Regions from separate parts of the Homo sapiens genome. Here regions 2 and 3 are each linked to region 1. The links are chromatin contacts, found by Hi-C or POLR2A ChIA-PET in ENCODE. All regions are on one chromosome and are shown on one strand. Each heading gives the region's core, a stretch centred on a gene start or an enhancer-like site at or near the end of the contact. The rest is flanking DNA. Distances are from core to core; before and after follow the strand shown. Region 1 holds the start of POLR1C (RNA polymerase I and III subunit C). Region 2 holds the start of SCIRT (stem cell inhibitory RNA transcript). Region 3 holds the start of CDC5L (cell division cycle 5 like).

Region 1 (4,133 bases), core at 144-2,643:
CCACATCTGAAGTAAGGAAGATGGGCATAGGTATTGTGGTACTGTTGGTTCTAGATCCTGTTGCCTATTTTCCGTTTGATTTCTACATGGTTCTAACTGGACAACCTGGGGCGAACATCACCAACACCAATTCCAGAACACGGGACATACCTAGGTCTACTTTTCTACCTGCAGAGGATTCAATCTTGCTTACCTGATCTGCCACCTGCCGGCTCAGCTGTCCCTTAAAGCCCTTCATGCCCAGGAACTCTCCATCCTCCTCTTCAGCAGCAGCTGCATCAGCTGCATCAGCGTCTACTTCTTCCTCGCGCAGGCGCTGATGCAGCTCACCCATATCCTCGAAGCTAGAGCCTGAGGTATCATCCATGTTCTCCATGTCAATCACAGCTGAGCCTCCGCCCTGTGAAGACAATGGCTCCTAGAGTGCAGGACTTTTCTGTTCCATCCATTAAGTCCTCTGCTCATCCCAGGGTTTAGGGCTTTGTTCTTCCACTGCTGAGGATACGGCTTGGAATCACTACAGATCATGCCACTCCATTCCCCCTCATATGCTCTCAGAACGCCTGGTTTCTAGCTTTGGCTATCTTTTCTAGCCTGGGAAACCTACTAGTCTTCCATTCATGTCTTTCTCCTATGTTACCTATCAAAGACTAAAAGGCTGAAAAAGTGCCCATTTCCTTCTTTCCTAAGCCCCAAACAAAACTATACACATAGTATGTTTTCAGCGAATGCCAGTGAATCCCACCCAACCCCACTCCATGCCTTACCCCGACCAACCTCCTAACTTGTTCCAAGAATACCTTCTTCCTAATGCCTCGGGCGGGCCCTGAAACCCGAGATCCTCAGGCTGGAGTAGTAGTCTGGCCCTTTCAGGTCAATGTTAATCCCACTGACTTTAGTGTGCACGAAGACCCAAAGAAGAGAGTTTTGTAAATGGAGCGGACTTCCAGGCCCAGAGGGGGAATCCCCAAGACACTTCTGGACATCGCCGGCCCTCCGGCTGCTGGCAGCTGGTGCCTTGGGGCCATTACCTGGATGTTTTCTTCGAACCCTCCCCATTCCGGGCCAGCTCCATTTCGGGCGCCGCCCGCCGGCGCCGCTGTAGTTGCCATGTCCCTTGAGGGCTCCCGTCGCTGAAACCCGCGCTAGCCCCGCGCGCGGAGTGGGCAAGATGTGGGCCTCCGGAAGGTAGACGTCCAGGGTCGAGGAGAGGTGGGATCGGCCGGAACACAAAAAGGAGAAGCCCGGATGTTTGGACAAAAGCAACTTCCGGAAGCTGGGGACGTGGACGGGGGCGGGGAAAAATCTCGCGATATTTAAGATTCCAGGAGGCGGTGCGTTGCCACGGAGACGGAGCAGGGCTACTAGGACGCACGCGCGAGATAGAACCTCTAGTCTCGTGGAGAGATTGAAGATGGCGGCTTCTCAGGCGGTGGAGGAAATGCGGAGCCGCGTGGTTCTGGGGGAGTTTGGGGTTCGCAATGTAAGCCTTGTGGCCTTGAGCTCGGGCGGGAGGAATGAGAGCGGAACAGGGATGGGTCTTGGGATTGGCGTGGGGATAGCTGTGGGCTCACTGTCCCTTCGTGGACAAATTCGTCCCTTTGCTCTAGGTCCATACTACTGACTTTCCCGGTAACTATTCCGGTTATGATGATGCCTGGGACCAGGACCGCTTCGAGAAGGTAAGTGGGGCCGGAGTTGTCTGGGGAGGGTTATGAAGGCCAGACCTTGTGGTCTGAGCAGCCTGTGTCTGTCTCAGAAGCTGCTCTTGGGGGTCGCTCCGTTTGTAAGTTTGTTGAGCAATGTGCTAGACGCTCCGTTTACAGGCCAAATTAGACACGGTTTCTACCCAGTTCTGCAAAGATGTTCAGTCTTGTTGAGGAATGGTGTGTATAAACAGTGAATCTAGTGTAATATGGTGAAGGTGGTTGATAGCGATGAAGACGGCAGGGTTGGGGTGGGGAGCATTACGCTGAGACCAGGAAGAGGGGCGGAGAGGTACTTAACATTTCAAGAGGAGGGTACATCTCAATTGAGCCTTGAATGGTAAGTAAAAAAGAACAGGAGTTAAATTATGAAGGGTTTGTTTCAAGTCAGTGAAGTTCAGGATATACAGGTTTTGTGTGTATTTAGTCTTTTGTATTGTTTCACTTAGCTTAAAATAAGGGTTAAAATTGCATTTAAATAGATTACTGAATGTTACCGTTTAGGCAACTGACCTTTGCGTGCAGCTTATAAACATGATCTGTAAATCAGTGCTTGGGAAAATTTTACTTTTTTAACCTGTTGATACAAGGAATAAAGTATGAACAATGAAAAAGGTTAATGCTTGAAAAAAAATTATGGCTTGTGTGAAGTGTGCTCCGGGCATGTCCAAGTAGTTCTGGCATGAGTGGTAGGCAAGGTTGAAGTGTGTCTTGGGCACTGTTGATGATAGGGAGATTGAATAGTTCTTAAGCAGACATGATGAGATTTGCAACCTTGGTGGCTGGGAGGGAATGAGTTTGAGGAGGATCATATGGAGCAGGCAGATCTGTTGTAAGGGAAGCTGAGGTTGAAGACATGAACTAAGACTGATGGTAGAAATAGAGCAAAGGTAGAATAGAAGGTAAATTTATGATTGCTTTGGTAAAGGCTGTGGGGGTAGCATAAAATGACTTTTTGGCTTGGGAACTGCTTTGATGCATTGTGGTATCATTTACTGAGAGGAGAAATGGGTCTGGGGAACGGGAATGATGATGCATTGTTTTCTGCATGTGGAGAAATCTAGCAGGCTAGAAGACTGCATGCTTGAAATGAGATCAGAAGTGAGATAACATTTTGGGAGTTGTCAGAACAGATAGTTGCTAAAACTGTTAGTACAGTTAAGGTGACCTGGGAGAGAGACAAGAACCTGGCAAATTTAGAGATGGGTGGAAGTCGATCATCAGAGAAGGAAGAAGAGTGGAGCTCAGAGCTCAGAAACCAGGGGAATAGTTCAAAAAAGGAGGAGATTTTTTTCTTTGCTTTTCATGAGGCACTCTTATGTCCCAGGCTGGAGTGCAGTGGCGCGATCTTGGCTCACTGCAACCTCCGCCTCCCGGGTTCAAGCAGTTCTGCCTCAGCCTCCCGAGTAGCTGGGACTACAGTCATGCGCCACTATGCCCAGCTAATTTTTTGTATTTTTGGTAGAGACGGGGTTTCACCATGCTGGCCAGGCTGGTCTCAAACTCCTGACCTTGTGATCTGCCCGTCTCAGCCTCCCAGAGTGCTGGGATTACAGGTGTGAGTGACTGTGCCGGGCCAGGAGGGGGTTTTTTAATCAATGCCAAGCATAACAGAAGTCTAGTAAGAGGACTGAGTAGTGTCAACAAAACTAAGCACTATGGTAGTTTCTGTTCTTCAGTAGAATAGCTTCTGTGGATGGTTTGGTTGGAAGCCATATTGCATAGGGTTTTAATGAATGGACGACAAAAATGGAGACTTTTCATGAAACTTAAAACACTGGGCGAGATAGAATATTTAATAAGAGACATTTGGGCAAAGGGAGGTTTTTGGATGAGAGGATAATACTTGAGGGAATTATCTAAGGGGGAGGTATGAAGAGATATTACACAGAGAGCAGATTTCACTTAAATGTTTTTTCCTGTCCCTCTAGAATTTCCGTGTGGATGTAGTACACATGGATGAAAACTCACTGGAGTTTGACATGGTGGGAATTGACGCAGCCATTGCCAATGCTTTTCGACGAATTCTGCTAGCTGAGGTATTGGCAGGCATGGTGACAAGGCTGGAGTTGCTTTGGGAACTGCACTGACACCTCACTTGGAGAATTAAGTGTCTCAAGCTGTCCTTCCCTCCTTAATTTTCCTGGAATTTTGCTGAGCATTTTACCTTCTCATTCTTTGTAAATTTCTCATTAAACATTCTAGGAAGAGAGATAGCTCCCTACCTCTGGAGGTTGGGGTTACGGGGATAGGTAGGGGGTCTGTTGGGTTTTTGCAGATAAGTGGTTATTTTTCCTTGGGCAGGTGCCAACTATGGCTGTGGAGAAGGTCCTGGTGTACAATAATACATCCATTGTTCAGGATGAGATTCTTGCTCACCGTCTGGGGCTCATTCCCATTCATGCTGATCCCCGTCTTTTTGAGTAT
Region 2 (4,368 bases), core at 42-2,541, 560 kb after region 1:
TCGGCGCGCGCGATCAAAGCCGGCGCCGCACGCGCACGCGCGCCCGCAGCCGCTCCCCCGCCCGCGCCGCTCCGGCTCCCGCGCGCGCGCACTTGAGGCCTCCCTTGTGCGTCTCCTCCATTCGCTACGTGCAGAATGGTCCGTCGGCAGCAGCTGCAGCGCTGGGTGGGAGGGGGAGGAGGAGGGGAGGGGGAGGCGGCGCCCAGGTCTCGGGGAGGGGCCGCGGCGGCCCTGGAGATAGAGGGGTGGGGGCGAAGGGGTGGGCCCCCGCAGCGGGGAGGACAGAGGGAGAGTCCGGGTGGGCTCGATGCTCAGCCTTCCCCCTCCCCCGCTCCCGCTTCTTTCTGCGAGGCCATTACGGCCATCTCCCGGCCTGAGCCTCCTGGAACCAAGCCGACCAAGAGGGGTTTCCTCCGTGTTGTCTCGTCCCCAAAACCCAGAATCCAGACCCAAGAAAGAACCACTCCTGCTGACCCCTCCTCCCGCTACCCGTCCCAACCGCATTCCCAAGCTTTCGTGGAGGTGACCCAACAGCAAGCACTTCCCCACTCCGCCTTTCATGGGGTGGGGTCCCTAAGAGGTACTGCAGACTAACTCCTCTTTTCATCTCTTACCCCACCTGGAGGAAGAGGCATGGCCAGGATGGACACCAGAGCACATTTCCCAGCATTTCCAAGGGGAAAGGGCAGCATCTCAGCATGCAGACTCCAACATGGCCACAGAAAGGTCGAGTGGCGCAGAGGAGCAGGCTGCTGCCCAGGCCCCTAGGGCCACTTCCAAAGGAGTGTGACCACGACTAGGTTGCTGTGGACTCACTCGCATTACAGGGCTGCGCCCTATACACCTGTTTGTAAAGGGTCCTCCTAGAATGTAATGGTGAGGGACCACCAAGCGGTGGACCAAGAATTCCAAACAGACCAGCTCCCTGCCTTGCCAGGAAACCAGATGTGGCCCAGATGTCCATAGCAGTTCCTCCCACAGGGTGGGACACCAGCTATTCTGTGCAACCCCTCCCAACCCTTCTTCCAGGGTCAGGGAGGAAAGCTGGCAACCTCCGTTGTCCCTTCCCATTTGGGTTGCTAGAAGGGAGCAACTCACTCATCCTCCTCTTCCTGCCAAGAGCCACCTGGGCTTACCTCTCCAGCAGCCACCTAGGTTCAACCTGTGGTCTAACCTCAAGCCCTCTGCTGACAGGTTAAGTCAAGATCGCCGGGAAGGAAGGCGTCCAGTTTCATTACACACACAGACGTACACACACACCCGACACCGACCCACGCGCCTGGGCTCTGCACAGTGGCTAGACCCCAAAAAGCCGATTCTCCTGTTCCCTCCGTGGTGGCCTCAGTCTTTTGGCGGCGCCCTCTGCTGGCCACTAGGAAGTGCAGGAAAAAACAGTCTGCCCATAGACGCTTGGTGGATCTGGGAAAGGGGACAAGAGGCAGAGAAACAAGTGAAAAGTGGGAGCTGAGAGCAGCGCTGGGCTGGCCACAAACAAGCGAGGCATGGTGACGCCTTCCTGGAGGTGGGGAGTTTTGAGCCAGCTTTCCATGGGCCTAGGGAGACAAGCCGAGCTGGCAGATAGGGGCTCAGGACACCCCAGGAGTGGCCCTTCCTGTGTGCTGAGCCCTACCCCTGTCCTGGATGGCTCATACACCCACTAACTCATATGGCTGCTGTGCCCTGCTTGGGAGTCCTTCCTGTCAGCCTCTATTGGGGTGGTGGGTGGGGAGGAGCAGCCATGGAAACCCTGATCCTTCTAGTCATAGTCTGGCTCCCTGGGGCTGTGAGAGGTGTCCCCAAAGAGAAGCCTCCAATTGACAAACCTCTGCTCCACCCCACCCCACATACACAGAGGATGGCCCAAGCCCAGGTCCCTGGCATGGTGGGGCAGGGGCCTGAGTCACAGCCTGGCGTGACCCTGCCCAGTCCCCAGGAATGGCCAGCTCGTCCAGAGGTGAGACCCAGGTCAACAATCCATCAGTCTGCCTCCTGCCACCAGGTATCCTCCCCATCACGTCCTACACGTGGGGTGGGCCAGGACAGTGCTGGGCAGAGCTAGTGTTGGGCCTGTGCCTGGGGGCCACCAAGGGGGCCCGGAGAAAAGAATGGAGGGGTTTTCACTTCCTGAGCAGCAGGAGGAGCCAGCTGGGGTTAAAGACAGGAGGGACTGGTTGGGCCTACAGGCATTTGGAGTCTCTCCCTGCCTGCTGGGTGAGGGAGGCAGCAGGTGCCAAGAACTGCTAGCTTCTAGGACCTGACCCTCAAGTTGCTTCTCCTGCTGAGGGGCTTCTAGGGTCACCCTCAGGGCCTTGACATCTGCACACATCTGCACAGGCCCTTCACCAGGGACTTAACCTCCAAAGGCAGCTCCTGCTCCCAGCCTTCACAGGCCCCCCTAGGGCCCAAGTCCCCAGACCCAACCTCAGTCTGCAAGCTGGCCAAGTCAGAGGTCCTGGCTGCCTGGACCACTCCCAAGCAGTAAATGGCACTGTGGGCTTCCTCCATCCTGTCTTCCCCGCCCCACTTCATTGATTCACTGACTTCCAACTTACTGGTCAGGCCCCCTTCCAGACCCTGCCTGGATGAAGAGGACTCCCAGAAGCAGTGATTGAAGGCCTAGGAGGATACAGAGAGCCAGGTGCTTTAATTGGAGGTAATTAGTTAATTTACTCTGAAAGCAATGGGGCAGGGCGGGGACAGGGGGAGGAGAGGGGAGGGGAGGAGGTAGGGGGCTGTGACCTAACTGGGCTCAAACTCTCAAACTCTGGTCAGCCTCCTTCTGGACCACAGCAAACCTGTGTGTACCCACCCACTTAGGAGACCCTCTCCTGGGCCCCAGGTCAGAGCAAGACCCAAAGTGGACTAGGGTGGCTCTGCAGAAAAAGCAGGTGCCCTGGGGTGGTGGGAACAGGCCTTTTGAGGTTAGGGAGGTGTGGACTGGCATGAGGGAATTGGAGAGGTGCAAGGAGCTCTGGGATGGGAACTGGTCCCTCTCCTGTCACGTATAATTCCATCCCTCCCAAGGTCATTGCTGTCACCCAAGTTAGGGGCCCAGCCCCCTCCTTTGGTCAGTGAAGTCCCAGGGCAGCCCATTTTAAATACAACGGGGCCTGAAGGCTAACTTCTGGCCTTCCTGCTTCGGGAAATCATTCCAATAACCGGGAAAAAAGGGGGCCCGAGGACAGAGCCCCTGCCGGGCCCCAGGGGGAGTGTCGTCGGCTCCTTTGCGTCGCCGGCCGGCGGCGTGGCGGGGACTCTGGCCGGCAGCCTCCCGCGCCGTCCGGAGCAGCTGACCCGCTGGCGGTGGGCCAGGTCGCGGCGGGGCCTGGAGGCAGCAACGTGCGGCGCGGCATGTCGCGGGCGCCGCGGCAGGGAAATGTGGGGGCGGGCCGGCGCGCCCCCTCCCCCCCGCCTACGCTGGCCCATTCATAAAACCTGCAGGCGCTGCCCGGCCTGGCAGCCTTGGTCTCCTAATTGCAAACTCATTAAGGAGTTTGCATCTCATTTGCATGGAAATCATTTCCTGGCCCTAAACAGAGAAACTTCCCGCCCCTCCACCAGCCCCTCTCTGCCCTGCTTTACCCATGCACAGTCTGGGAGAGGAGAGGGGGCATATCTCTGACCTGCGCCCCTTCCCTGGCCTCACCACCACCCTCCCACTTTAGGAGTTGGGGAAGGGATTGGCAGAACACCCACCCAGCCAGGAGCCCTGCCTGTGCCCCAGGTGAGCCGGCCCTGCCCTAGTGGGTCCAACTGAGGGGAGGTGCCTGCCAAGTCATTTGCCCCCCGGCCTGGCCGTGCCCAGGGAAGGGAGGAGGCGGTCGGCAGTTGGCCCCAGCAGCTGGTTGTACCTGGCAGGAGGTGGGTGAGGCTTTTCGTGCCCAGCCTCACGTACGTGCCCTGCCATAGGCCGTGCCCCCACCCCCACACCCCTCACCCCACAGAACAAGCGCCTAGTGACTGCAGAAACAGACACCCAGTCATGGCACACAAAGGCACCCACACCAGGCCAGCCATCATGGCTGCCCCCCTGGCAGCCACCCTGGAGGGCAGACAGATGCCTTCACAAGCCATTTTGTCTTTCTCCAGCTTGGTGCCAGGACTGGGGGTGGGGGAAAGGGTTTCTCCTGAGACTTCTCTGAGTAAGGGGGCCCACAGAGGGGTTTCCTTATGTACCCCAGCTGTGGCCTCTTGCCCCCTCTCTCCTGTAACCCATGTTTACAGAGGCCTCCAAGTGCTCTACCCTGCATGGGGACCTGCCCAGGCGAGGGGGTCACAGGAGCCTCCAACCCAGGAGGGGAAGTGAGAGATAAAGCCCCTAAGGAAGGGACACCTAAGTGCCTCCCCAACCAGGGTCTGTCCTTCGTG
Region 3 (4,464 bases), core at 631-3,130, 870 kb after region 1:
ATCAACTCTTGGAATGTGAGATCTGAAAGGCCTCTGACAGAGTATTGGTCCATCTCTGGAATTGTTAGGACTCTTCCTTACAAATAATAGAAACCCAATTCCAAGTGGCTAACACAAATAGGAAACTAATAATCAGAATGCAAGGACAGGAATGCAGCTGGGACTCAGGAACATGCTGGATCCAGGTACTCTGACATGGTCAGGACTTACATCTCTCTCTTTACCTGCTTTTTTCCCTTAGTCCAAAACATGGTGGTAGACAACTCCTGGGTGTCACGTGTTGGATGTTCAGCAGTCAGTAGAGACTGACCTCCTCTATGCTCCAGTGTTAAAATCTCGAAGACCTAGTATTTGATAGCACAACAGGGTGACTATAGTAAAAAATAATTTAATTGTACATTTAAATTAACTAAAAGATTATAATTGGATTGTTTGTAAAACAAAAGATAAACACTTGAGATGATGGATACCCCATTTACCCTGATGTGATTATTATGTGTTGTATGCCAGTATCAAAATATCTCATGTACCCCATAAATATGTGTGTACTATGTACCCACAAAAATTAAATATAACAAATTAAAAAAAAACCGCCCCATTACAGGAGAGGTCCAAATGAAAACATTTTGTTTGAGTTTAACTGGCCACAGGTCCAATGGTTTCTTATACACCACACAGTGGGTAAACAGCTCAAGGGCGGGCTGCCCGCCAGCATAAACCTTTGAGTGGCAAACACTACCAGGGTGGCCATGGAAAATGCCCTCTTGCTGACCATAATTGCACAGAATGTGTGTAAATAAAAGCTAAAAGGAAAAAGAAAATTCTGTAGCTCTTCCAGAAGAGGCAAACGGAGAAATGAAGAAATATAAAGAGATAGGCACTATATAAATACTAAGTACTATAAATAGGGCATTTCCCAACCCACTAAATATTTTGATATTTTCCAGGGATGGAGCCAGAGATGTTCTGGAAGGATGAAGGAGACTGCATGAGTAATTGGGGTGGGGTAGCAGAGAGTTTGCCAATCCCTACCTCACTGGGTTTTAGTTATGTTTCAGTTAATCTGCCTCCTCATTTACGAGGCGGGTATTGTTAGCTCCACTTTTCAGATGAGGATACTGAGATTCAGTAAGGTTATTACCCAAACTTATGAGAAAGCCAAGATTTCACAATATTTCAACCCAACTCGACTTTGTCTAATACCAGTGCGTACCAATGGCATTATTAATCCAGACTGGGCGATGAATTAAAAACTCTGACGTGACGTTTCTGCAGGTTTCTGGAAGAAGCCTGGATCACCTGGGGACGGGGTGAAGTTGGCGTTGCCCTCCTTGCAGTAATAGCTGCTATTGTTTTGCAGCAGTTATTATGGATCAGATACTGTGCTGGGTCTATGATCTCATTTAGCCCTTACGACAATCCTGTGAGGTTGGCATTACTATGATCTCTATTTTACAGGTTAGGAAACTGAGCCTTAAATAAACTACTGGATTTTCCTGAGTATTCTGTGAATAAATTCCTATTACTGAAATACTTGAAAGGGCTAGATTAATAAATTAACAAAGCCTTCTTCGGAGCAACTGTGCTGAAATTCCGTACGCGTGACGTTCCCACCCTCTGCCACTCGGTGACGTCACGATCAATCCCACCACTAAGTTCCCAGCCAAGCGCTACCGCCGCTATCTCGCGAGAGCCGTAGTTTCTTCCATTCTGTTTTGGACATGCGCGGGGCGTAAGGCGCTTTGGCCAGAGTGGTTTGATGGTTTTGTGTTAGTCTTCCTGCAGCTGAGCTTCCACAAGACACTTTTTCCCTTTCAGCCACCCAATATCTCGCGAGACTTGCTATTCTGCGCCCCCTCCCACCTTGCGCTTGCGCAGATCTTCAAAGCAGAAGGTCGCGCTTGGAGGAAGTGGCGGCTTTGAGTCCGGTGGCCCAATCGCTGTTACTACTTCTCTGAAGCTCCTCTCGGCTGCTTGCCGAGACACCCTGCCGCCAAGATGCCTCGAATTATGATCAAGGGGGGCGTATGGAGGAATACCGAGGTAAGTCTCCTTTTCCCGCCGTCCGCTGCCCGCCGCTCCCTCTAGCAGCTTGTGCGCACGCGCGCGGAGGTCGGGGGGGCGACGAGGAGACCCTGTGGGGTCTGCGTGGAGGGCAGCCCGGGGGCTGACCCTTGGGGCCCTTTCCGTGTGTCTGGCCCCGTGTTGTGCGAGCGCCAGTAGGACAGGGACCGTGATGTCACCACCTGGCTACTCGGCTCCAAGCTCACTTGTTAGGCCCTGAGTGAACATTTGTTGACTTGAATACGCCCCCTCCCACCCCGCCCCCCCGCCCCCCCCGGCCCCGGGAAGAACTCAGAGTTCCAACTCAGCCAGAGTTGGTCCCCCGGGGCACCATCCACTCTTAGTCCAGGCACCACGACTCTGTCTCATACTCAGAAATAAAGAAGTTGCCGTGGCCACAACTTTGTGTCTCCATTGACTTCCTTGCAGAGGGGAAGCAGTTTGAGTGCCAGGTTCAGAGAGCCCGTTTATGCCCGCATCTCTCTGGTTATCTGTTATCAGGGCATAACCTGTCTGCCATCTCGACAGATCCCAAGGTCTGTCTCTTTCTGTCACTGCCTTTGCCTAGATAGAAGCCAGAAAGGAAAAACTGGCCTAGGATAGTCTCTGTTTCCAGAAACGTAGTGGATAGTGCCATTGGTGAGCCAAAGGGCAGTAGAGTGGGAGTGAAATAGAAATTAGATTTTAGTGCGTTTTGTGTTCAGAGTGTACCGAATTTATCAGTTTCTGGAGCACATCATGTCTTTTCATGCTCTGTGTCTTTTTTTCGTTACATTTTATGGCTTCTTTTTTTTTTTTTTTTTACATCTTTTGCCTTCCTAGCGCTTGACATCTTTCTGATCATCCTTCAAACCTAGTTCGGAAACACTTCTTGGAATCTCTGTAAGAATTAATTGCACCCCCGATATTCTCATGATACCTTTTTCTTCCGTTTGTTAAAACTTGCTTTGTCTTTTTGTAAGCATCACATCCTCTGTGTGGTACTCGGTAAGTTTCTTAACTTCTGAAAGCCTCAGTTTTCTACTTTTTCTAAATTGGGATAATAATACTTAACCTCTCTTGAGGATTACACGAGTTAATACGTTTGGAATATTTAGATCAGAGTAGGGCACATAGTAGCCTCTGAGTAAGAGCTAGTTGCTCTTTCACCTCACCAGACAGCATGGCGAGAGGACCAGGTCTTGGTATCCCTAGGACCTAGGACAGTAACCAACATGAAGTAGGTTGCTCGACAGGTATTTGCAGAATGAATCAAGTAGAGTAGGTATCTGCTGTATCTATTTAATTGAAAATGTGTTTAAGTGTAGTTGTACTGCAACCAAGTTACAAAAAAGACAATGAAAACTGCCTCAGCTTCCACCGAGGGAACCAGACTGTTTAAATTGGAGAAGAGATGACTTCTGAGGGAGAGACAGATATAAAATCAAGTAACAGTAGGATTCCTATGCAGTGGTCAAAGCTCTGCAGTCTTTTTAAAAAGTATCTTTGATCATGGGAGATGTAGAGGATGGAGTGGGGTATCTCAAGAGGCACGTACCTCAAATCCAATGTGGGAAAAAAAGCCTAGAAGTAAAATCGCCTAAGTGCATGCATCTATGGCTCCATTAACTTTCTTGTCTTTGGCTTGGCTTGCCAGGCTTCCTTGAGGTTGGTGCATTCCACATGGCAATGGGTGCCCTGGTGAAATGGTATCTAGAGATGGGGGGAAATTGGAAGGAGAGCTGACTAGTGGGGTTGGGGTAGAAATATGTAATTCTTAGGTTAGACCTGAGATGTGGATTCTTGGGTCATAGTTGGGGTTAAGGGGCTGGAGGGGAAATGCCATGTATAAACTTGAGACAGGAGGCTTGGATTGGAGAATATATTCACCAGAGTCCCAACTTGCTTCTTGAGGCCTGGATATGTCCTGTTTGATAAGACCTTTCCCCAAGGGAAAGGTAGATGTTTCAAGGTAGATGTTCAGGAAGTGTTTTTTGAGTGAGTGTATAAATGAATGAGTTATACATTTTTGTTGTTGTTGTGTTTTTTAGTTATCCTTTTTGAAGAGAAGGACAGCCACACGTTGAAGAATACTTTTTCTTAATTTTTGTCATAAAGTAGGGTTTCTCAGATTGGGCTGTTCCCACTCCCAATTTATTGGAGAGTGTGGTGTAAGGGTGGGTAGCTGTCTTTCTAAGGGATTTCTTCTTAATTTCTCAATTCTTGGTTGCTGTTATTATAGTTAATGAGGTTTTCATCCTTAGTCTTTTAACCTAGGTGGTGTGTATGTGCATGTTATATGTCTCTTTCTCCAATAGCCCTATCAGAGTTAATTTAAATTTTGTCTTTTCCCACTTGGAGTTTTGTGACTGAATGTACTCTTTGGCAATTTTTTTTAGGATGAAATTCTGAAAGCAGCGG

What was found. A loop is a pair of places that touch in the nucleus more often than their neighbours do. ChIA-PET counts read pairs that join two places held with the same protein, here RNA polymerase II (POLR2A). Pooled maps may share reads with other maps.
Region 2: a loop to region 1 is called in a map of mammary epithelial cell, with 6 times the contacts of the local background. The contact joins the promoter of SCIRT here to the promoter of POLR1C in region 1. A Hi-C loop is called at or near these places in 4 of 168 maps with a recorded cell type or tissue (OCI-LY7, PC-9, chondrocyte and 1 more), 12 of 37 single-sample maps with no recorded cell type and 14 of 50 pooled maps. POLR2A ChIA-PET finds 5 or more read pairs at or near these places in 1 of 52 experiments (HEK293).
Region 3: a loop to region 1 is called in a map of CD8-positive, alpha-beta T cell, with 31 times the contacts of the local background. The contact joins the promoter of CDC5L here to the promoter of POLR1C in region 1. A Hi-C loop is called at or near these places in 1 of 168 maps with a recorded cell type or tissue (CD8-positive, alpha-beta T cell), 1 of 37 single-sample maps with no recorded cell type and 7 of 50 pooled maps. POLR2A ChIA-PET finds 5 or more read pairs at or near these places in 1 of 52 experiments (PC-9).

What each region holds. Positions count from the first base shown.
Region 1 is chr6:43,515,696-43,519,828 of GRCh38, forward strand. It overlaps POLR1C (RNA polymerase I and III subunit C), which reads left to right and starts at 1,394. Exons shown (of 9, transcript NM_203290.4): 1 at 1,394-1,483; 2 at 1,611-1,682; 3 at 3,638-3,745; 4 at 4,011-4,133. The coding sequence starts at 1,415. YIPF3 (Yip1 domain family member 3) reads right to left here and starts at 1,231. Exons shown (of 9, transcript NM_015388.4): 1 at 1,032-1,231; 2 at 194-400; 3 at 1-6. The coding sequence starts at 1,112. RefSeq lists an enhancer at 971-1,520.
Region 2 is chr6:44,073,361-44,077,728 of GRCh38, forward strand. SCIRT (stem cell inhibitory RNA transcript) reads right to left here and starts at 1,292. Exons shown (of 5, transcript NR_125864.1): 1 at 1,137-1,292. RefSeq lists silencers at 1-62, 153-412 and enhancers at 923-1,182, 2,303-2,372.
Region 3 is chr6:44,385,826-44,390,289 of GRCh38, forward strand. CDC5L (cell division cycle 5 like) reads left to right here and starts at 1,881. Exons shown (of 16, transcript NM_001253.4): 1 at 1,881-2,043; 2 at 4,443-4,464. The coding sequence starts at 1,999. It overlaps LOC124901323 (a long non-coding RNA gene), which reads right to left and starts at 2,094. Exons shown (of 4, transcript XR_007059595.1): 1 at 1,214-2,094; 2 at 225-344. RefSeq lists an enhancer at 1,763-1,962.